Linked DNA regions of Homo sapiens: region 2 is linked to region 1. A link is an interaction called in ENCODE POLR2A ChIA-PET data of the cell type or tissue named here. Cell type or tissue: OCI-LY7. All regions are shown on one strand. Links, peaks and the distances in the headings refer to the core of each region. The heading gives the core; the rest is flanking DNA. Region 1 overlaps DOCK10 (dedicator of cytokinesis 10). Region 2 has its middle 8.4 kb from the start of DOCK10.

Region 1 (8,000 bases), core at 1-8,000:
GAAATGCCCTAAAACAGCAAGTTTCCACTTCCAGCCATCTGCTTCCTTTAGTCTGTGCACCTCAGTAGTTACAGGGATTCTCAGGTGATGAGTCTGTGACATCCATGGTACCAACAGCTGAGATCTCGTATATTGCACATCCCCCAAATCACAGCTATTCATTTAAACTGCTCTAGATTAGCTGTTGGAACAGATAAGAATCTCCAAACCCATCCTCAGTATTGGAGAAGATGGGTAGGGAGGGGTCAAGGGAGTTTTGTCTTCCGAGTTCACAGACCTTGCTGGCAGCTCTGCCACCAAGGGCGGCGTCCTTCCCATCATTCCTTCTCTTCCAATCCTGGACTCTTATTTTCTCCAAATCTCTCCTTTCTTCACTCCTGATGTAAGTGCAGGACATTTTATTTTGTTCACTTATAACCTCAGTGCTAGTTGGATACCTAAATGATTCTTTGTTGAATTTATTGACTGTGTGTACATGTGTATTCCATAAGAGGATGAGAGTGTGTGGGAGCATATATGAGTGTGTGTGGGGTGTGTGTGTGTGAGCATGTGCAATTGGGTGGGTGTGTCTGTGCAATGAGTGTGTGGAGTGTGTGTGCATGAGAGTGTGTTGCATTTGAGTGCGTGTGTTCGTATGGTGTGTGTATGTGTTATGTGAGCATGTGTGGTGAGTTTGTGGTGCGGTGTGTGTGTGTGTGGTGTGCGTGTATGTGTAGTGTTAGAGTGTGTGACGAATGTGTATATGTGTGAGTGTGTGTGGTGAGTGTGTATGTGTATGTGGTATGAGTGTGTGTGGTGCGTGTGTATGTGGGGTGTGTGTATGTATGTACTTGTGGTGTGTGTGTGGTGTGTATATGGTGTGAGTATGAGTGTGGTTTGGGTCTGTGAGCATGTGCAATTGAGTGTAGTGTGTATGTGCAATGAGTATGTGTGTTAGTGTGTATACATGAGTGTGTCGCATTTGAGTGCATGTGTATGTGTAATGTGAGTGTGGTAGTGTATGTGTGGTGTGAGTGTATGTGTGGTGTGAATGTGGGCATGTGTGGTGTGTGTGTGGCGTGTGTGAGTGTGTGTATATGTATGTGTGGTGTGAATGTGTGTATGGTGTGTGTGGTATGTGTGGTGTGTATGTGTGGTGTGAATGTGTGTGGTGTGTGTGTGTATGTGTGGTGTGTGTGTTTGTGGTAAGTGTATGTGTATGTGTGATGTATATACGCACAGGGTGTGTGTGGTGAGTGTATGTGTGGTCTGTGTGGTGTATGTGTGGTGTGTGTGTGTGGGGAGTGTGTGTATGTATGTGTGGTGAGTTTATGTGTATGTGTGGCACGTATATGTGTGGTGTGTGTATGTGTGGTGTGTGGTGGGTTTGTATGTGTGTGATGTGTATGTGTGGTATGAGGGTGTGTGGTGTGTATGTGTGGTGTGAATGTATGTGGGTGTGTGGTATGTGAATGTGTGTAGGTTTGTCTGCATGTGTATGTCTGTACACATGTGAATGGGTGTGATGTGTCAGTGTGAGTGTGTGGTGTATGTGTGGTATGAGTATGTGTGATGTGTGTCTGTATAGGTGGTGTGAATGTATGTGGTGTGTGTGGTATATGAATGTGTGTAGAGTGTGTCTGCATGTGTAGGTCTGTACACATGTGAATGGGTGTGATGTGTCAGTGTGAGTGTGGATGGTGTGTATGTGTGGTGTGAGTGTGTACGTGTGGTGTGAATGTGTGTGGTGTGTCTGGTATGTGAATGTGTGTGGAGTGTGTCTGCATGTGTATGTGTGTACATGTGTGAATGAATGTGATGTGTCAGTGTGTATGTGTGGTGTGAATGTGTGTGGTGAGTGTTGTGTGTGTGTAGAGTGTGCGTGTGTCTGTCCACGTGTGAATGGGTGTGATGTGTTGGTGTGAGTGTGTGTGCATGTGCACATGCATGTCGGGAAGCACGGGGTTTGTATCCTGTGAAAGAGGAAGAATGCCATGTAGATTTAATAAGATCAGAGGATGAAAAATAATGAGAAAACTAGGATCTAGAGACATCAATGATGAAAATGAATGCTCGCCCTAAAGCACAGCTGTGGACTGAGCTCCCTGGGCCACTGCACTTGCTCCAGGATTTAACTGCAGCTGTATACTCAGAAGAGGCTGTGGCTACCAATTCAAACCAGGCATAGGTGCAGGGAGCAAGCATAGTGCCACGGATGGAACAGGGAGCCGTTGCTTTGCATGCAAAGTAAGATAGAGCCAATTTGGATCTTATTATTTACATTTTACTTTTTGTTGCTGTTGTTGTTGAGACAGGGTCTCATTCTGTTGGCCAGGTTGCAGTGCAGTGGTACAATCACAGCTCACAGCAGCCTCGACCTCCGGGGCTCCAGTGATCAGCCTCCCCAGTAGTTGAGACTACAGGTGCGCACCACTATGCCTGGCTAATTTTCACTTTTTTTTTTTTTTTTTTGTAGAGACAGGGTCTCACCATGTTGTCCAGGATGGTCTCCAGCTCCTGGACTCAAGTGATCTGCCTGTCTCGGCTTCTCAAAGTGCTGGGATTACAGGCATGAGCCACTGTGCCTGGCCTACATTTTACATTTTTAATTCCTTTAGAGTTCCCTTCTTCAAGTTGCTTATTTTATGCTATTCACTCTGTTAGAAGATAAATAGTAAATAAACTATATTGAAGTTTTGGAGTAGAATATTAAGAACCATGCCTAAATTGAGCTTTGGGGATTACTGCTGAATTTAAATGATCTGGGATGCCTTTGTTTCCTATTCGGATGGATAATTTACAGATATATGGTGTTGCTTGGTTTCCAGGGAATATTACATATTATAATCTACTGGGAACATTAGACATTTTTCTTTCTAATTAAAAAAAAATTCTATATTATGGCCATTATTAATAAAATTTTTATACAAAAATGCAAGCTATTCCTCTTTTCCATTTTCCACTAGAGTCTCCATTGCTTTCTTGACTTTTTAAAAAAATACTTTAAGTCTGATGGAGAGTAGAGTAACATGGCCCAGAATTAAGCTTATAATTAAGTAAAACATAAATAATAAGATCCAAATTGGCTCCATCATATTTTGCATGTGACACAACCACTCCCTGTTCCATCTATGTAGTAAACTTACTGTCCCACTACGATCACTGCTCTGTGACATAATAAAATAAAGTGGGCTGGGCACGGTGGCTCATGCCTGTAATCCCAGCCCTTTGGGAGGCTGAGGTGGGCAGACCAATTGAGGTCAAGAGTTTGAGACCAGCCTGGCCAACATGGGAAAACACCGTCTCTATTAAAAAAAAAAAAAAAAAAAAATATATATATATATATATATATAATGTATATACACAAAAAATAGCCGGGCATGGTGGCGGGCACCTGTAATCCCAGCTACTCAGGAGGCTGAGGCAGGAGAATCACTCGAACCTGGGAGGGGGAGGTTGCAATGAACCAAGATCATGCCATTGCACTCCAGCAATGTTGCTGGGCAACAACAGCAAAACTCCATTTCAATAAATAATAATACTAACGTGAACACTTAGCTAATTTAAGAAGTTTTTTGTTTGTTTGCTTGTTTTATTGGTAAGTTTCTGGAATGTAGGCTTGGGTTCCCCATAACAGTAATCACATGGCTACTAGATTAGTAATGTCCTATAGTTAGATAGGCCCCCAAATACATAAGGTAATGTTCACATCCAATTTATGAGACTGCGAATTAATTCAGGCCGAGTTACAAAAATTGCTTAATCACGTGTACAATGCCTGGTGGTCTCTTGTTATAAAATGATGTTGACTTTTTACTAAATAAGACAACAGGCTGAATTATGCTCTTGGAACCATGTGATAAATCTAAAACATTATTTTACAATATGTGCAGTTATTGCATATCTAATATCCTGTGCAGGTTACACAAGGTATAGGAAAGAGAATACATGTATGATGTATGCCCATAACGTGCTATTGATCTTAGTTGTATTTTATTATAATGCTGGAGCATTTGTCTGAAAAAGTGCAAGGACAGCCAGGCGCTGTGGCTCATGCCTATAATCCCAGCGCTTTGGGAGGCTGAGGCGGGTGGATCACCTGAGGTTGGGAGTGTGAGACCAGCCTGACCAACACGAAGAAACCCCGTCTCTACTAAAAATAAAAATAAAATAAAATAAAATAAAAATTAGCTGGGCATGGTGGCACATGCCTGCAATCCCAGCTACTCGAGAGGCTGAGGCAGGAGAATCGCTTGAACCCGGGTGGCGGAGGTTGCGGTGAGTCGAGATGGCGCCACTGTACTCCAGCCCGGGCAGCAAGAGCAAAACTCCATCTCAAAAAAAAAAAAAAAAAAAAAAAAGTGCAAGGACTCCACAAGTTTCCACTTTAAAAACTGTGGCACTTCTTCTCATTTTAGATCTCTTTAATGTGTCTCCACTGAAGCAAAAATGAATTGATCGAATACAAAGAAAACTGTAAACAATCATATTTGGTAAGGGTTTTAATATGGTTACAAAGAATTTTTTCTTTTCTGAGAATCAGATGCTTTCAGACCACTACAAATTGTCTTGACCACAAGAGATTTCCTGTTCTCTTTTATAAAACTCTGGTCAACAATTAGTATAGCTCAATAGCATAAAAGGGATCTGAAACTGCAGTGGAACTCAGCTGAGCTTCTCCTTTGGTGGTAGGATTTCATAAGGAGCCTATCTATTGTCCAGAGATCAGGCATTTGGAAATAAAAACTGTCCTGAAATGATGCATGCAGGCCTGTGTTTATAGTTTCAGGTCCATGAGATTCAGACATCCTCCCTTGCAGCCCTGTCACTTTCTGGTTTCTTGTAGCCTGCAGTGGATGGTCTTGGAGGTTTCGTTACAGCCACCAATCTGCTGGCTATACTGGCTACAGAAGACTTCCTTCCAAGCACATCAGGACTATCTCTCAATTGGCCAAAGGTCACTGTAAAAGTCTAAAAAAGGGCTGCTTATCCTATCTTGGGGCTGAGAAAAGCTTCCTCTGACAGTATTGTAGCTTCCCCCTGTTCAAAAAGGAGGACAAAATGATGGTGTTTAAAGTAATCAATCAGTCTAAGCTTGGGGAGTTATAAGCCTCACAATAAGAACTATTAACTAAAACTTTGTGATTAATGACCCTCAGCATGTGTTTAAAAGTGATTTTAACCTAAATTTCTCAGACATCGATATTGTCTTTTATTCTATTAGAGAATGTCCTTAGATTACATTAGTTTCTTGAAAAACATCTTTTACCACATTCAGAAGAGTATTGTTGTGATTTTATTTTACTTATTGTTTAAATATATGAGAATATTACTTTAGTACCTGACTTGTGCTTTAAAGGGAAGGCCCTTCTTGTTTTGCTGGGGTTGAACTGTATGGCAAATATACAAATAATGAACAGTTGTCTATTACTTGATAGCAGTCATTCCAGCCAAGTTAAGCATGAAGACACAGTGTTGTAGTATTTAGGTATATAGTAGTGATAGAATCCTATAAGAAGAACTTCAAGGTGTTTTACTCTTGGATTGACAAACTACTGAGCCAGTCATTTCACTTCTTTTTTGTGACTTATTTTCCAGGCTCCAAAACATGTCTCATCTCCTCTAAAGAGGTGAGGACCAAACATTCTACATATGGGAAGATGTGAGCATTAATAGAAACGAGGTGCTCCAACAATATAAAGACACCTACTGCACCAGGACCTCCCCCTGGCAAAGACTCTGAGGTCTGTGGTCTGAGTTTACCATCCAAGAAAGCCCAGTGAAGAGGGTTGCCTGCTGCGAGGCCTGCAGACATGGTCTAGGGAAGAGAAATGGACTGAAGAGCGGCCCAGCACTGCCAGCTCTCACCGGCTCCATCCCACCTGGCTGCCCGCATTTCTCCTTCAGGGCCAGCCTCATTCCTGCACAGGGCCTTTGCCCATGCTCCTCTGCCTCTCCAAAAGTCTTTTTCTTTCCTCATTCTTTAGAAATCTCAGGTTTTGTATAGGTGCCAGCTCCTTTTCAAAAGCTTTCTAATTCATCCAACACACATTTTTCTTCCCTGAATGCTGTTATTTACTCTCTGTAGCACACATGAAGTCTGCAGCTTACCCATAGAATATTTTAGGCCGAAAGGTTATGCTGCTGATGAATTCAGCCGGTCATTTTACCTGTGTGTTTTATTGTTTATAAGCAAGCCACATTACATCTGCTTTGGGGGTAAAATATAACAACTGTAAAATAAGTTTTGCCATGTTCCTTATTACTCCTTTGCTATGTTCCATTCATTCCTTTTAAAGAATAAAGTGCTCGTATCTACATATATGCTTTCATGATTCCTTTGTATCCTTCCTGTGATCACGTGCACCACCTCTATCCTAACACATAGAATGGCTTTTTAAAAAAACCATCTAATTGAGATATAACTGATCTGTCATAAAATTTATCCTTTAAAAGTATAGAATTGAGTGGTTTTTGGTATATTCACAGAGTTGTGCAACCATTACCACGATTTAATTACAGAACATTTTCATCATGCCCAAAAGAAACCCCATATCCACTAGCATTCTCTTCTCATTTTCCCATCTCCCCAGCCCATGGCAACCACTAATCTCCTTTCTCTCTCTATGGATTTGCCTATTTTGAACATTTCCTATACGTGGACTATATGGTCTTTTGGGACTGGCTTCTTTCACTTAATACAATATATTCAAGGTTGATCTAAATTGCAGCATGTATCAACATTTCATTCCTTTTTATGGCTGAATAATAATGACATTCCATTTTATGGATATACCACATTCTGTTTACCCATTCATCAGTTGATAGATTATTTGGGTTATTCTCATTTTGGGGCTATTATGAATAATGCTTCTATGAACATTTGTGTCCAAGTCTGGTGTGGACATACATTCTTAGCACAATCAAACACAGACCAGGGTCTCCACACACATTCTTACTGAAATGAAATAAACAACCAGAACTGTTTCACTACAGTACTTATTTTCTAATGGCATCACTCACTGTGGGATTCAGGAAGTTAATATTTCCCCCAACTTGTGTGCCTTTTTTTTCTAAGAAGCGTCGGCCAAAAGCATGCTGTTTAGACAGAAACTAATAGTAAAAGTCAAGGTGCTTATGTTAGGTGTTTGTCCTTCCAGTTGCTCTATTTCCTTGAACAACAGCCTTTCCAAATCTTAACTTCATTAGCTTGTAAATGAGAGGAATATTATAACATAGAAAGAATCTAATTCGACAAAGACTATTACTCAGTTTTCAAATTGAAATTACAATGTTCTTACATGAACACCAGGAGCCGTTTAAAAGCCTGCTTTTCAGGCTCAAAAGCCACAGATTTAAAAGAGGTTGAGATTCTTATAAAATGTTAACCTTTGTCTCAGAAAAAAAAAAAGAAAGAAAACTCATGACCTTACTGATTTGCAGTTTAAAACATATTCAAATCTTTCTGCTTCCTTTCCTAGAATGACCCTTGTGGTTGAGTCTAGAAGTCCCCATATACCATTTGCTTTTCATTGCTAAAGACATACTATGAAAAGAACAAGCCATTGGTATATTATGATATCCACTATTCTGAGTTTTAATAGCCAGTGAAAAGTGCAGAATGCCTTTGAGTACCCTGGGACACAATTCTGACCTACTAATATGAAGATGGAATTTGAGAAGATAATGAGACTCTTAGGTGACTGTAGTCATGTGACATAGACTTTTGACTTTGAAAATTGCACTGCCCGGTGTTGAAAGTCTAACTGTTCAAGTGTAAGGTCTGCTTCTTATTCGTATTGGTGTCCTGGATATAAACAGCTTAGATCACCAAAGGTGGTCCATGAAGGTAAATTGAAATAGAGTTTTACTGGTGTGGACAAAATTGAAGTATAGTTGATAGGTGGTCTTCCTACACAGTGTACAGTCTTACCAGCTTTCAGACATCAGAACTTTCTTATTTATGGTTTTGTACTTCCCAGAAATGATCCCATCTCAGGCTTTCTACATCTTTTGCTCAG
Region 2 (13,952 bases), core at 2,247-10,246, 130 kb after region 1:
GAAGTGCCATTTGAAACATCATCTAGTTCCAAGACAGCCTGCATAACAAATAACTGTACCTGTATTGTATGCTTTCATATTGGTACTCAGTGTGGGAGCAACACCACCTTTCAGGGTAAGCAAAGTAGGTGGTTGCCTCTGTGTTGGTACATGAAGATCTCTGTAGGAACAGCTCCCTCCAACCGTACCCTTTCCCAGGTGTACCCAGACTTGATGTCTCTGAATGCATATTCCCCTGAGAGAACCGATTAAGCACATTTGAATTAACTTGAGCTTCCCAAGAAGAGGTACCTAATCTTTGTCTCTGGTTTCAAAACACTGCCTGGCACACGTAGGCACTCAATAAATATCAGCTTATGGATGACTTTACAAAGGGCTCAGATGGGCTAGTGCAGTCAGAGAGCTGGGTGTGCCTGACACAGAGAAAGTCAGAGAGGAGAAGAGAAAGGTGTGCTGAAAGGGAAGGCTATAGTAATCGATAATACATCAGAATGTGCCCTGCACAAGGCAACTCGCTGATCCAAAACACTGAGTAGCACACACAACCCAATCTCCAACAATATCGAGTAACAGAAAGTCACTTACAATTTGTTAATCGTACAATTAATACACCTAATTGTACTTTTTCCAGCTTCAGGAGGTCACCCAGAGCACTGGTGTGAGAGGGTTTAACGAACAAATGCCTGTTTGCCCAATCCATACCCTGTATGATGTTAATTCCGTGGGTCACACCGAGTAGGAAGGCAGGTTTAAGTGTTGATAGCATACCTCTCACACCCAGGGCATGTCAATAATGATACTTCAGAGACTCTCCTCCGCCCTTATGATCATGTAGGTTTTAGTTAAGCTTCCTTCGGGCACCAAGGAGAGAGAGCTGAGTGTCGACCCTTGCCCCTGCCCTTGTAGCATAAATACACTTATTTTTTGCTACAGAAATGTAACTTCAGGTCTGCTGATTTGGGACCTTGACTCTGCTGGCCACCCATCTCTCAGATCCCTGGAGAAACTCGGCTCAGATGCTTGGTAAACGCAAATCTGTGCACATATCATGAAGTATGTTAAGTTTCTTGGAACAGCTAGTTAATAAGAGAATCTTCAAGGGCTTGTAATATTGTAGAATAGTGGTTAAAATACATGCTCTGAAGTCCAATTACCTTTGTTCAAATCCCAACTCCGTAAGCCTCAGTTTCTTACCTACGCAATCAAGATAGTAGTTGTGTGGCTGGGCTGCTGAGAGAGTTACTTAAATTAGTGTAAATTTCTTCAAAAGTGACTAGCACATGGACTTCAATAACTGTTATTATCCCTACACTTGCAGATAACTCAGGAATTAAACAAGCTTCCATGTCTTTTCATATATTTGATTCTCATATGAACCCTGTTATTATTCCTACACTTGCAGATAACTCAGGAATTAAACAAACTTCCATGTCTTTTCATATATTTGATTCTCATATGAACCTTTGCGAGAAGAAGGATGGATGGGTATTATCTTGGAGCCAAGGCTGGGGATTTAATGAGCATTCTGGAGACAATGTCTTAACCCAAATCAATGACTATGGAATTTCATGAACAAGAATAACAATAACAATGTAATCCTTATAGTATTAACCCACTATTGTGTAACAATATGTAACTATAACATAATGTGCTACAGTTTGGATAATAGTTTCACATATATTATTTCACTTGAATTTTAATATATTATAAAATGGGGTTGTTCAGCCCATCTATCCCATGTCTCGCTGTCTAAAATTGTAGATGGATCATTAAAAGAGCTCCCCAAATGCATGGAACAGACATTTTAGAAACCAGTGGTTGCAAATTTTGCTAAATGTTCTCAAATCAAGATTGTACTAATACATAGAATGCAGAGGCTGCAATCAAGTTTTATCAGTGTTTGAATTTGCCAATTCATTTGAGTTGTCACGAGACAAGCCATTCACTGAGGAAGAAATAACCCCACTCAACAGACACTTATGGAATATCAACTATGGACAGGATCTCACACTATGCTAGGAGGGCACAGAGCTGAGCAAAATGTTTCTGTCTCCAAAAAGCTCAATTTCATACAGAGGAACTGACTTAAAAAACATTACTGGTGCTCATGGGTGAGTGGGTAGGGGGTGAGAGTAAGATTTTGGAGATGGAGCGTCTATGGACCCATGTTAACATTTTATACTTCATATTTTTATGACTTTTTAAATAAGATTGAAAAAATTGGTCTCAATAACATGGAATTTTCTAGCCTTCTCTTTCTCTTCCCCTCTTTACTTACCTCCTTTTCTCTCTTCTTCTTTCTTCCTTTCTCTCTTTGTCCTTTTCTTTCCTTCCCTCACTGCTTCCTCCCTTCCTTCCCTTCTTCCTTCTTTAAAATTTGATACTCTTCTTATTCATACTAAAGCATCACTTACTTTCATAAGATGTAGTAAGCACTGATTACTTGACCTGGTACAATTCAAAGCTTTATAGAATTAAGAAACCACAACTGTCAATAGCCCTCTCCTGTCATCCTTCTACATGACTGTGTCCATGTCTTATCAGCAAGGAAAGACTTCAGAAATTTTTTCATAGCAGTAATAAGTATAAATGTGAAAACTGTACTATATTTTCCAAAATACCTACAGACATAAGAGTGTGTAAATTTAGTTATTAGTCTAGGAGTGTGACTCTTGGACGAATAACTAAATTTGCACACTAAATGACTAAATTAGATCTTGATACCCAGAGATTGTAGGAGGTGGGGCAAATACTCCTTGCATCCATTCCATGGCATTGAGCCACCCTTCCTAAGTGATACCAAGCCCAGTGTACCCTGGGTGTCAGCCTGGGCATCACCATGTCCCAGTGCTTAACTATATCAAGTTTGTCTAGTGTTGCACCATTTACAAAGCACACTCATTATTTCATTTGATTCTCAATCATTCATTCTAAAATGCACATGGGACATGTGATATTGCCCCCACCGTACATAAGGGAAAGCTGGGAGAGAATTTGATAGCATGGAAATTAGGAGGGAAATTTTGCTAATTAATAAAAAAGAAAGATACAGAAATAGGAATACAAATGCCCAAGTTAAAATGGTTTTCTGATATTATAGGAAGCCTTCCTTTATTTTATTTTATTAATTATTATTATTATTTATTATACTTTAAATTCTGGGATACATGTGCAGAACGTGCAGGTTTGTTACATAGGTATACATGTGCCATGTTGGTTTGCTGCACCCATCAACCTGTCTTCCAGGTTTTCTGTGTGATTTTCCTCTCCCTGTGTCCATGTGTTCTCATTGTTCAACTTCCACTTATGAGTGAGAATATGTGGTGTTTGGTTTTCTGTTTCTGTGTTAGTTTGCTGAGAATGATGGTTTCCGGCTTCATCCATGTCCCTGCAAATGACATGAACTCATTCTTTTTTATGGGGGCACAGTATTCCATGGTGTATATGTGCCACATTTTCTTTATCCAGTCTATCACTGATGGGCATTTGGGTTGGTTCTAGTTCTTTGCTATTGTAAATAGTGCTGCAGTAAACATATGTGTGCATGTGTCTTTACAGTAGAATGATTTATAATCCTTTGGGTATATACCCAGCAATGGGATTGCTGGGTCAAATGGAATTTCTTGTTCTAGATCCTTGAGGAATCACCACACTGTCTTCCACAATGGTTGAACTAATTTACACTCCCAACAGTGTAAAAGCATTCCTATTTCTCCACATCCTCTCCAGCATCTGTTGTTTCCTGACATTTTAACGATCGCTATTCTAACTGGAGTGAGATGGTATCTCATTGTGGTTTTGATTTGCATTTCTCTAATGACCAGTGATGAATGAGCTTTTTTTCATATGTTTGTTGGCCACATAAATGTTTTGTTTTGAGAAGTGTCTGTTCATATCCGTCACCGACTTTCTGATGGGGTTGTTTCTTTTTTTCTTGTAAATTTGTTTAAATTCCTTGTAGATTCTGGATATTAGACCTTTGTCAGATGGATAGATTGCAAAAATTTTCTCCCATTCTGTAGGTTGCCTATTCACTCTGATGATAGTTTCTTTTGTTGTGCAGAAACTCTTTAATTAGATCCCATTTGTCAATTTTGAGGAAACCTTCCTTTATTAAGGGAAAAGTATATTTGTCTTATTTTTACAATAGAAATGGAGGTCCACAGAGGCAGGTGACTTGCCTTGATAATGTAGTAGTGTAATTGGGTGGGTAAATTAAAATAATTTTGTTTATTGAAAGTATAATGCTTGTCATATTCAGCAATAAGTAAAGTATCAGAATTGTAAACCAAATTGTTGGAAAAATACTTTGCCACAGCACATCTTGATTCCTAACACTAAGAAAAAAATAAGCAATTGAATGTACATCCAGTGGTGTTTTGGCTGAATACTATTTCATAAGATACATTTTTCCTAACCTTACCAAGAGAATATTAAAGAGCTACAAGAAAAATATGGTTTGAAAGGTATGATATTAATGGGGTCTATTAGTTCTTGAGTTCTTGCTGGAGCTGAAGCCATCTGAAAAAGCTGAGTGCCTCCATGTTGTCTATGGAAAAAGGTATTAAATCTGATATGTATTTCTTACTGTGTTTAGAAGACAGATCACTTCTTGGGAGAAAATTACACTTAAAGTAATATGATTTGAATCTGAAACACTGCCAGGCTGTATATCGTGCCAATACGCATGCAGTGTGGCATTCTATCACTATTAGTCCACCAGAATCCTTGGGGCATAGTGCAAACAGAGGTACATGATTGAAAGAAAAGAATGACTATTTTTAACTGGCAACCAGTCTCTAGGTTCTCTATCCTACTTTGGCTTTTATTTGTAGTCTAGCCTAAGGGAATTAATGTCCCAGGATCTTTTTTTCCTCCATCTGTAAAAGTTACTCAGAGGCAGATTTTGGCTCCATATGAAGAAGGAAAAGATTAGTAAATATTAGATGGGAACATTTTTATTTCTTACGTGCATAATTAAACCCTTGTACTTACTTTATTTTTCCAGACATTTTAATGTTCTCCTCCATTTTTCCAGTGTGGTGATTACTCCTGATATCTACTAGTCTCACAGAAATAGAACTTGATATGTAAAAAAGTTCTATCATAATTATTTCTTTTGTTTCTTAAAGAGAGCAACATAAAAATAAATCTGTTGTCTAATATTTCATTGAGAATTTTGCATCTACACATATGAGTGACATTGGTCTACCTTTTTTATTTTTGGAACTAATGTGACATTTTGCCAGGGAGATTTTTCTGGCTTCCTTAATTAAATTGGAGAGCTTTCTGCCTCTTTCCATGGTCTACAGCAATTTAAATAACATTGGGCTTATTCGTTCTCCAATGGTTGGATACAATCCAGCTGTGGAACCATCTGGTTTTGGTACATTTTTTAATAGGAGATCTATAATCATTTTCAAATCCCTTGTATGGTAATTGGTCTATTCAAGATTTTTCACATCTTTTATTTCTTAATAATTTATATTTTACTAATAATATCATCCCATTTTTCTAGATTTTAGAAATGTTTGCCTTAGAATTGCATGTAACACTGAATGATATGTGTTCCCTTCTGTTATGTATTCTTTAAAATTTTATTATAAATATTTTAAACATGGCTAAAAAGTATTACAAAGAACACAATGAATACTCATAAATCCTCCAGGTATATTAAACTATTTTAAATTGGAGAAATCATGACCTTTCATCTCTACATAGCTCAGCATTTATCTCCAAAAAGTAAGAATATTCTCCTACATAACTGCAATATTATTTAACACATTGAATTCAACAACAATTCCTTCATTTTTTTTGTCATCCAGGTCATATTTGAATTTCTCCAATTGTCCCCCAAATAACTTTTTCTCAGCTGATTTGATCAATCTCAAATTTAATCTTGAAGATGCATTGCTTTGGTTGTCATGTCTCTTAAGACTTTAATTTGAAACCATTCTCCTCCCATTTTTGATAATGACTTTGACTTTTCGAAGAGACCAAGCCAGTTATTCCAAGTTTTGTTATCTTTTGCTAACATTTAATTTTTTGTTGTTGTTGTTTTTTTGAGATAGAGTCTCGCTCTGTTGCCCAGGCTGGAGTGCACTGACGCGAACTCGGCTCACTGCAACCTCCGCCTCCCAGGTTCAAGCGATTCTCCTGCCTCAGCCTCCTGAGTAGCTGAGATTACAGGTGCGCGCCATCATGCCCAGCTAATTTTTGTATTTTTAGTAGAGACACGGTTTTGCCATATTGGCCAGGCTTGTCTCAAACTCCTGACCTCGTGATCTGCCCACCTCAGCCTCCCAAAGTGCTAGGATTACAGGCGTGAGCCACCGTGCCAAGCCTAATTTGTTGCTTTTTATCTGAAGCCTTTTAAAATACATACTTTAAAAAAATTATTTTTTTTAAATTTGCACATAACAATTATACAATGCACTGTGATCAGATCAGGGTGATTAGCATATTCATTGTCTCAAACATTTGCCATTTCTTTGTGTTAAGAATAATCAATATTCTCTTTCTAGCTATTTGAAACTGTATAGTAACATTATTGTTAACTATAGTCATTCTACAGTGTTATGAAACACTAGAACTTATTCCTTTTATCTAGCTGTAATTTTCTATCCTTTAACAAATGACTCCCTTTCTCTCCTTCTCCCTACCCTTCCTAGCCTCTAGCATTTTTTGTTCTAATGAGATCAACTCTTTTAAGCTACCACATATGAGTGAGAACATGAGTGGTTTAATTTTCTGTTCCTGGCTTATTTCAGTTAACATAATATCTTCTAGTTCCATCCATGTTACCTTGAATGACAGGATTTTATTCTTTGTATGGCCGAATAGTATTCTATGGTGTATATATAGCACTTTTTCTTTATCCATTCATCTGTTGTCAGACACCTGGGTTGATTCCGTATCTTGGCTATTGTGAACAGTGTTGCAATAAACATGGGGGTACAAATGCTTTTCATATAATGATTTCCTTTCCTTTGGATAAATGCCTAGTAGTAGGATTGCTGGATCATACGGTAGTTCTATTTGTAGTTTTTGAGGAGCTTTTATACTCTTCTTCACAGGGCTTTATTACTTTACATTCTTAAACAACAATGTATAAGAGTTCACTTTTCTCCACATCCTTGCCAGCATTTGTTATTTTTTTGTCTTTTTGATAATAACCATACTAATTGGAGTGAGATGATACCTCATCGTGGTTTTGATTTGCATTTCCCTGATAATTAGTGGAGTTAAGTATTCTTTCATATATTTTTTGACCATACGTATGTCTTCTTTTGAGAAATGTCTGTTCAGATCATTTGCCCATGTTTTAAGTCAGATTATTTGTTTTTTGTTGTAGAAATGTTTGAATGCCTTGTATATTCTGGATTTAGCCCTCTGTTGGTTTGAGAACATTTTCTCCCAATCTGTAGGTTGTGTTTTCACTCTGTTGATTGTTTCCTTTGCTGTGCAGAAAGTTTTTAGATTTTAAAATCCTTCCTCAATTAGTGGCTAATCGCTTTTCTCATTCTTAATCTCGAATATTTTTACTTCCTCCTTTTTTCCTTAATTGGGTTCTCAAGAGGGATTATCTACTGTAGTAGTCTCCTCAAGGAACTTGTAGTTGTTTTATTAGTTTGACTTTGTACTGTTTATTTTTTTCATTAATAAGCTATTTTCTTAACCAAGAGAGGAATATCAGATGCTATAGAAGAAAATATAGTACTATTTAAATACATAAAATCTTAAATCTTCATTATGGCAATATTAATAAAATGCCAGTATATAAATGACATAATTTAGTACATGTTTGTAATACAAATAAACAAGAAAAGCCAATATCTCTATTATATAAAGATCTCTTACTAACGGACAAGAAAAATATAAAAAATGAGCAAATTAGTAAAAAAGAAAGTCTAATACAAAAAGCCAAATTAAAAGAAAACAGAATAAATCATGCTGCTATAAAGACACATGCACACGTATGTTTATTGTGGCACTATTCCAAATAGCAAAGACTTGGAACCAACCCAAATGTCCATCAATGATAGACTGGATTAAGAAAATGTGGCACATATACACCATGGAATACTATGCAGCCATAAAAAAGGATGAGTTCATGTCCTTTATAGGGACATGGATGAAGCTGGAAACCATCATTCTGAGCAAACTATCGCAAGGACAGAAAGCCAAACACCACATGTTCTCACTCATGGGTGGGAATTGAACAATGAGAACACATGGACACAGGGTACAGAACATCACACACTGGGGCCTGCTGGGGGGTGGGGAGATGGGGGAGGGATAGCATTAGGGGATATACCTAATGTAAAGGATGAGTTAACAGGTGCAGCATACCAACATGGCACATGTATACATATGTAACAAACCTTCATGTTGTGCACATGTACCCTAGAACTTAAAGTGAAAAAAAAAAAACAGAAAATCTCAATCTCAAATTCTGTGCCCATTTTAAATTGTATTGTCAGTCTTTTTCTTACTGGTTTTTTAAATTTAATTTGTATTTTTTGGATACAAGTATTTCATCAAATATATATGCATATATGATTTGTTGTTTTTAATATTGCACGTTGCTCAATAATTAGAAGTCATAGCATTATTTTGCTGTTTTCCTTACATATTCAGAGAACGTTATACCAAATGTATACTTATCAAATGTGATTGTTTATCTTTTAAAAGAGATAGAGGAAGCATTTTTCCTAATAGTCTCAGAAAGAAATACATTAACACTTCCAAAGTTTTAGATGAATGCTACAAAGTTTATAAGGCTTCTGAAGTTTTTCAAAACATTAATTTCATACCCTGATCAAGTGAGCTGAAGACAGTTGGAGAAAACATATTTTGGGTTTGTTTATGTACATGTATAATTGATTTAAAGAAACCATTTTTTTTTCCAGGAAATGTTTCTCTTAAAAAATATCTTTCAGTTGTCACAGCTCCCTTCCAGTCATGTGGTTTTTGTGTATACTTGTATTTGCACTAACCCATTTCCTGTGCATGGACTCTGCTTGCCTTTGCTCTTGCTGTGGTAAAAAGAAGTGAAATAGAAATATCACAGCATTGCCCAGAGCTCAGTTTTTGAAAGGGTGTAAGGCAGAGGAAGGAAAGCAATGCAAACTGTGCAGCATTTCTGAAGCCCAAAGCAAAAATGGCAGATTGACTGGTCTTGGGGATGTCTATTCAAATAAAAGCCAGTGGGTTTTTGTTCTTCCCCCCATGATCATTAGAATTTATTAATACAACTAGATTAGGGTTTTTTGTAGCTTTATCTTTTAGCAGTTTCTCATGTGTAGGCTTGAAAATGTGTTTCTGTTCTGAGCTAATCATGAATATTGTCCCCTTTCTCCTTATTTGTTGATTTGCTAGAGGGACAAAAAGAAGTAAAATAGCTATTTTTATTGAAATCTTAAAAGCAATGAGAGAGTCATTATCATGCAACTAGTCTAAAAATTCATAATAAAGTCAAAGTACTTTTTGTAGTTTTTAAAAAGGTGCTATTAGTGTCATCATGTGCACAAAGCTCCAAGCTGACATTAACAAGAGGCCTTCCTAACACTACCACACAGCCTGTTTGCTGTTACAGAAATGCTTAGACTGGAGCTACTTAAAAGCACCTGAGTATGAGTCCCAAGGCTCAATAAAATATTCGAGACCATCCTGGCCAATATGATGAAACGTCGTCTCTACTAAAAATACAAAAATTAGTCCGGTGGTGGCACACACCTTTAGTTCCAGCTACTCAAGGGGCTGAGGCAGGAGAATCACTTGAACTCAGGGGGAGGAGGCTGAAGTGAGCCGAGATCACGCCATTGTACTCCAGCCTGGGTTACCGAGCAAGACTCGTCTCAGAAAAAAAAAGAAAAAAATACACACAGACACACACACACACACACACACACACGTATATGTATTCCATACAGACATCAGGTTGGCACTACCCTTTTCTGCTTTTGTTTTCTTCTATATGTGTGTGTGTGTGTGTGTGTGTGTATATATATATATATTTTTTTTTTTAAATGGAGTTTCACTCTTGTCACCCAGGCTTGAGTGCAATGGGACAATCTTGGCTCACTGCAACCTCTGCCTTCTGGGTTCAAGCTATTTTCCTCCCTCAGCCTCCCTAGTAGCTGGGATTACAGGCACCTGCTACCACGCCTGCTAATTTTTGTATTTTTCATAGTGATGGGGTTTCATCATATCAGCCAGGCTGGTCTCGAACTCCTGACCTCAGGTGATCCACCTGCCTTAGCCTCCCAAAGTGTTGGGATTATAGGCGTGAGCGACTGTGCCTGGCCTTTGCTTCAATATTTATCCAACCAATTTTGATCAGTTGGATGACATTTACCTGTGAAAGTCAAACCTAGTAGTTAGTGTGTGAATCTACTTAATTGGCTTTAATTCAGTTGTTGGATGTATATTCTCTTGTTGAATTCACATTTTGGGCTGGGGTAGAGTGCCTGATGTATGATGCTAAGTCTGATTTTGAAAACTGCTGGGGCTATGCTTGCCTATGAGTGAATCAAAGCATTTCAGAGATTGTCAAAGCTGGAAGTGGGCCCAGCCCGGTGGCTCATGCCTGTACTCCCAGCACTTTGGGAGGCTGAAGTGGGGGAATCACTGGAGGTCAGGAGTTTGAGATCAGCCTGGCCAATATGGTGAAATCCCATTTATCTCTACTAAAAATACAAAAAAAATTAGCCGGGTATGGTAACAGGCGCCTCTAATCCCAGCTACTTGGGAAGCTGATGCAGGAGAATCACTTGAACCAAGGATGCAGAGGTTGCAGTGAGCCGAGATGGCGCCACTGCACTCCACTCCAGCCTGGCCCACACAGTGAGACTCCGTCTCAAAAAAAAAAAAAAAAAAAAAAAGCCGGAAGTGGCAGAGAAATTAAGCCATTTTGTTGTTGTTGTTGCTTTGCTTTGTTTTTATTGTTCCATTTTATAGGAAAGGAAGTAAAAACTCGAAAGCTAAGTGCTATATCTTAGATCAACTAGTTAGTGACAAAGCTGTTTTGTGGCAAAGGTAGAAATGCTACCAAGATGTACTAGTTTAGGGCTTAACCCAGTATACCATGAAGCCAGAAACATGAAGGGGAGGAAAGTTAAAGGCTAATAGCAGTGTTCTAGAAATACAGCACAGAACTGCTGGAGTCATCATCCTACCTACAAGGTCATGAATGGGACCAGGGAGGGACACCAATATCTGATATTTCCTTTTGTCTCATTTTTTTCCCCTGGCACTTCTCATATTTCAAGATTCAGATCTGAAACCATCTCCCTTAGGAGGTGTTTTCTCCTAGATCCATTCACATGCAAGTATAGCCCAAGCAGTTTTTTACCAGGAGACTCAGCAGTGTACATCTGTTAGATGCTCTCCTACATAATAAGATACTGTCTGTGTATTTTAGTTTTTTGTCCACTTGTCCTCTCTTCCATTAATAATAACTGCTATTAATCATTGAATACCTACCATGTACTAGACATTTTACCAAAATGTCTTTATAAAAGGTGAGTTGAGTTCTTGAAGAACCCTCCAAATTAGCTATGAGTATTTCTATTTTTACAGGTGAGGAAATGAGGTTTATACTAAGTGGTTTGACCAAGGTCATATCTAGTAAGCAGGAGAACCAAGATGAGAAATTGTATTTGTCAGGCTCCAAATCTCAAGTCATTTCTATGTGTTATACTGAATAAATTTAGGGTCTGATGACAGTGATAATGGATACTAGGTTTCCCTCATCATCCATCCCACTGCCCTTCTGACCTAGGGTAGTGAGGTTGGAAAGCTAAAACCCTACATTTCTCAAGCTCTCCTGAATCTAGGATTCTGAGTATGGTGTCAGGTCTGCCAAATAGAAGCACTTGTGTGGATTTGGAAGGCACACTGAAGTGCTAGCCACCCTCCAGCTGGGAAGCAAGGCAGGAAGGGATGTGAATGTTTAGAGGCAGTTTTGAAGTCCAAACTCAAAAATTCAGTGTGCTGTCACCAGCCATCAGGTTTAAGAGGCAGTTGAGGCAGTGACTGTGGTAGCAGCCACAGACACTTCCTGACATCTGAAACACAGTTATTATGAGGTGGACTCAGTAGTCCAGTAGGGGCCCCTGAGCGGGGGTTCATCTTGCCATTCCAATGATTTTATAAAAATACATTCTTGTATTAAATTGCTTGGCTTCAAATACCTAATGCTATACTACTATTTCAGATATCTATCATTACATAAAAAACCACTCCAAAACTCTGTGAAGCAAAACAAAGGTGATTCTGGGTTTGGTTGGAATCAGCTGGGCAGTTCTGACTCCCATGGTTTTCTGGGATCACTCATGTGACTACATTCAGCTAGGAGCTCTTTGAGGCTGGAACACCTAAGCCACTCTCACATGTCTGCAGAGGTGCCTTGGTACATTTCCTTATGGCCTCTCTTTCCACATGGCCTTTTGTCACTCAGTAGTTTGATCTGAGATTCCTTAGATGGTAGCTGGTTTTCAAGAAGGTGAAGCTTCCATGCCTCTGAAGGTCTAGATCTAGAAGTAATTCACTACATTCTTTTGGTCAAAGCAAGTTATGAGGCAAGCGCAGACCAAGACTCCATCTCCTGGTAGGAGGAGTGGTATGTATGTACCATAGTTACCACAAGGGCCAGATGTGAATCTAGGGAAGCAGGACCAGTGATTGGATACCCAAGTTAGACACAAGTTAACCTGCTTCTAAGCAGGATAAATACAAGTGAAAAATAGAAAAATCTGAGATCAACATGAACAAGAGAATGGATTTAGGTAGGAGGGAGTCTGTCCAAAGCTCTCATTCTCCCATTGTAATTCTGCACAGTGCATTTTATCATCTGTTTATGCAGCAAAATTTGTTTAGTATATAGTACTTGAATTAATCCATTCTAGTATAAATAAGTTCTACCTTCAAGGAGATAAATAAAAGAGTATGATACAATCTACAAACACATACAGTGACTCACTAGCTCTGCTAGGCAGTCAGGAAACCAGTCTAGGCAAGGTCACCCTTAAGGACGGGCTTCTTTCACTTAGTGAAATACATTTAAGCTTCTTTTATATCTGTTTAGGCTTGATAGCTCATTTCTTTTTAGAGCCAAATACAAAATATTATTGCATTGTATAGATGTACCACAGCTTAATTTATATATTTACCTACATTCACCAAAGACATCTTAGTTCAAGTTTTGGCAATTAAGAATAAACCTGCTATCATACACATCTGCATGCAGGATTTTGTTCGTATGTAAGTTTTCAATTTATTTGGTAAATAACAATTGAAGATAGTTTGACAATTTCTTACAAAATTGAGTATACTCCTACCATTCATCCAGCAATACATCCAGTAAATATCAAGGAGCATGATTGCTGGATGTATGGTAAAACATGTTTAGTTTTGTAAGAAATTGCCAAACTGTCTTCCAAAGTGGCTGAACCATTTTACATTCCCAACAGCAATAAATGAGAATTCCTTTTACTTCACATTCTTCCAGTATTTGGTGTTGTTCTTGTTAAATATTTTGCCCATTTTAAAATCAGGTTGTTCATTTACTTATGGTTGATCTTTATGAGTTATTCGTGTATTTTGGATAACAGACCTTTATCAGATAGCCTTTTGCAATTTTTTCTCCTAGAATGTAACTTGTCTTTTCATTCTCATTTTCTTGATAGTGTCTTTCATAGAAGAATTTTTTAAAAATTTTAAAAAGTTGCTATGATTTGATTGTGTTCCCCAGAGTCCATGTGTTGGAAAATCAATCCCAAATGAGAGATGGAACTTTCAAGAGGTGATTAATACCGTTGTTGTGGGAGTGGGTTAGTAATCTTGAGAGTGGGTTACCAATAAAATAATGAGTTAGGCCTCTTCTCTCTTGTGCATGCTGTCTTGCCCTTCTACCTTCCTCTACGGGATAATGCAGCAAGAAGGGCTTT

What was found. ChIA-PET counts read pairs that join two places held together with the same protein. Peaks named below come from ENCODE experiments on the same cell type or tissue, not always from the same donor. Only the 100,000 strongest peaks of a DNase experiment are listed, where the experiment ranks them.
Region 2: POLR2A ChIA-PET joins it to region 1 with 10 read pairs; 8 of 35 experiments call an interaction of 5 or more read pairs at or near these places.

The regions. Positions count from the first base shown.
Region 1 is chr2:224,917,804-224,925,803 of GRCh38, forward strand. All of the region lies in intron 2 of DOCK10 (dedicator of cytokinesis 10), which reads right to left. Among named protein-coding and RNA genes, the nearest start is that of MIR4439, 89 kb to the right of the region's middle. In OCI-LY7, for the core only: no CTCF peak of the experiment used is centred there; DNase peaks (open chromatin) are centred at 2,108 and 4,608; H3K4me3 peaks cover 1,594 bases; H3K27ac peaks cover 2,434 bases.
Region 2 is chr2:225,043,878-225,057,829 of GRCh38, forward strand. No RefSeq gene overlaps it. Among named protein-coding and RNA genes, the nearest start is that of DOCK10, 8.4 kb to the left of the region's middle. In OCI-LY7, for the core only: no CTCF peak of the experiment used is centred there; no DNase peak of the experiment used is centred there.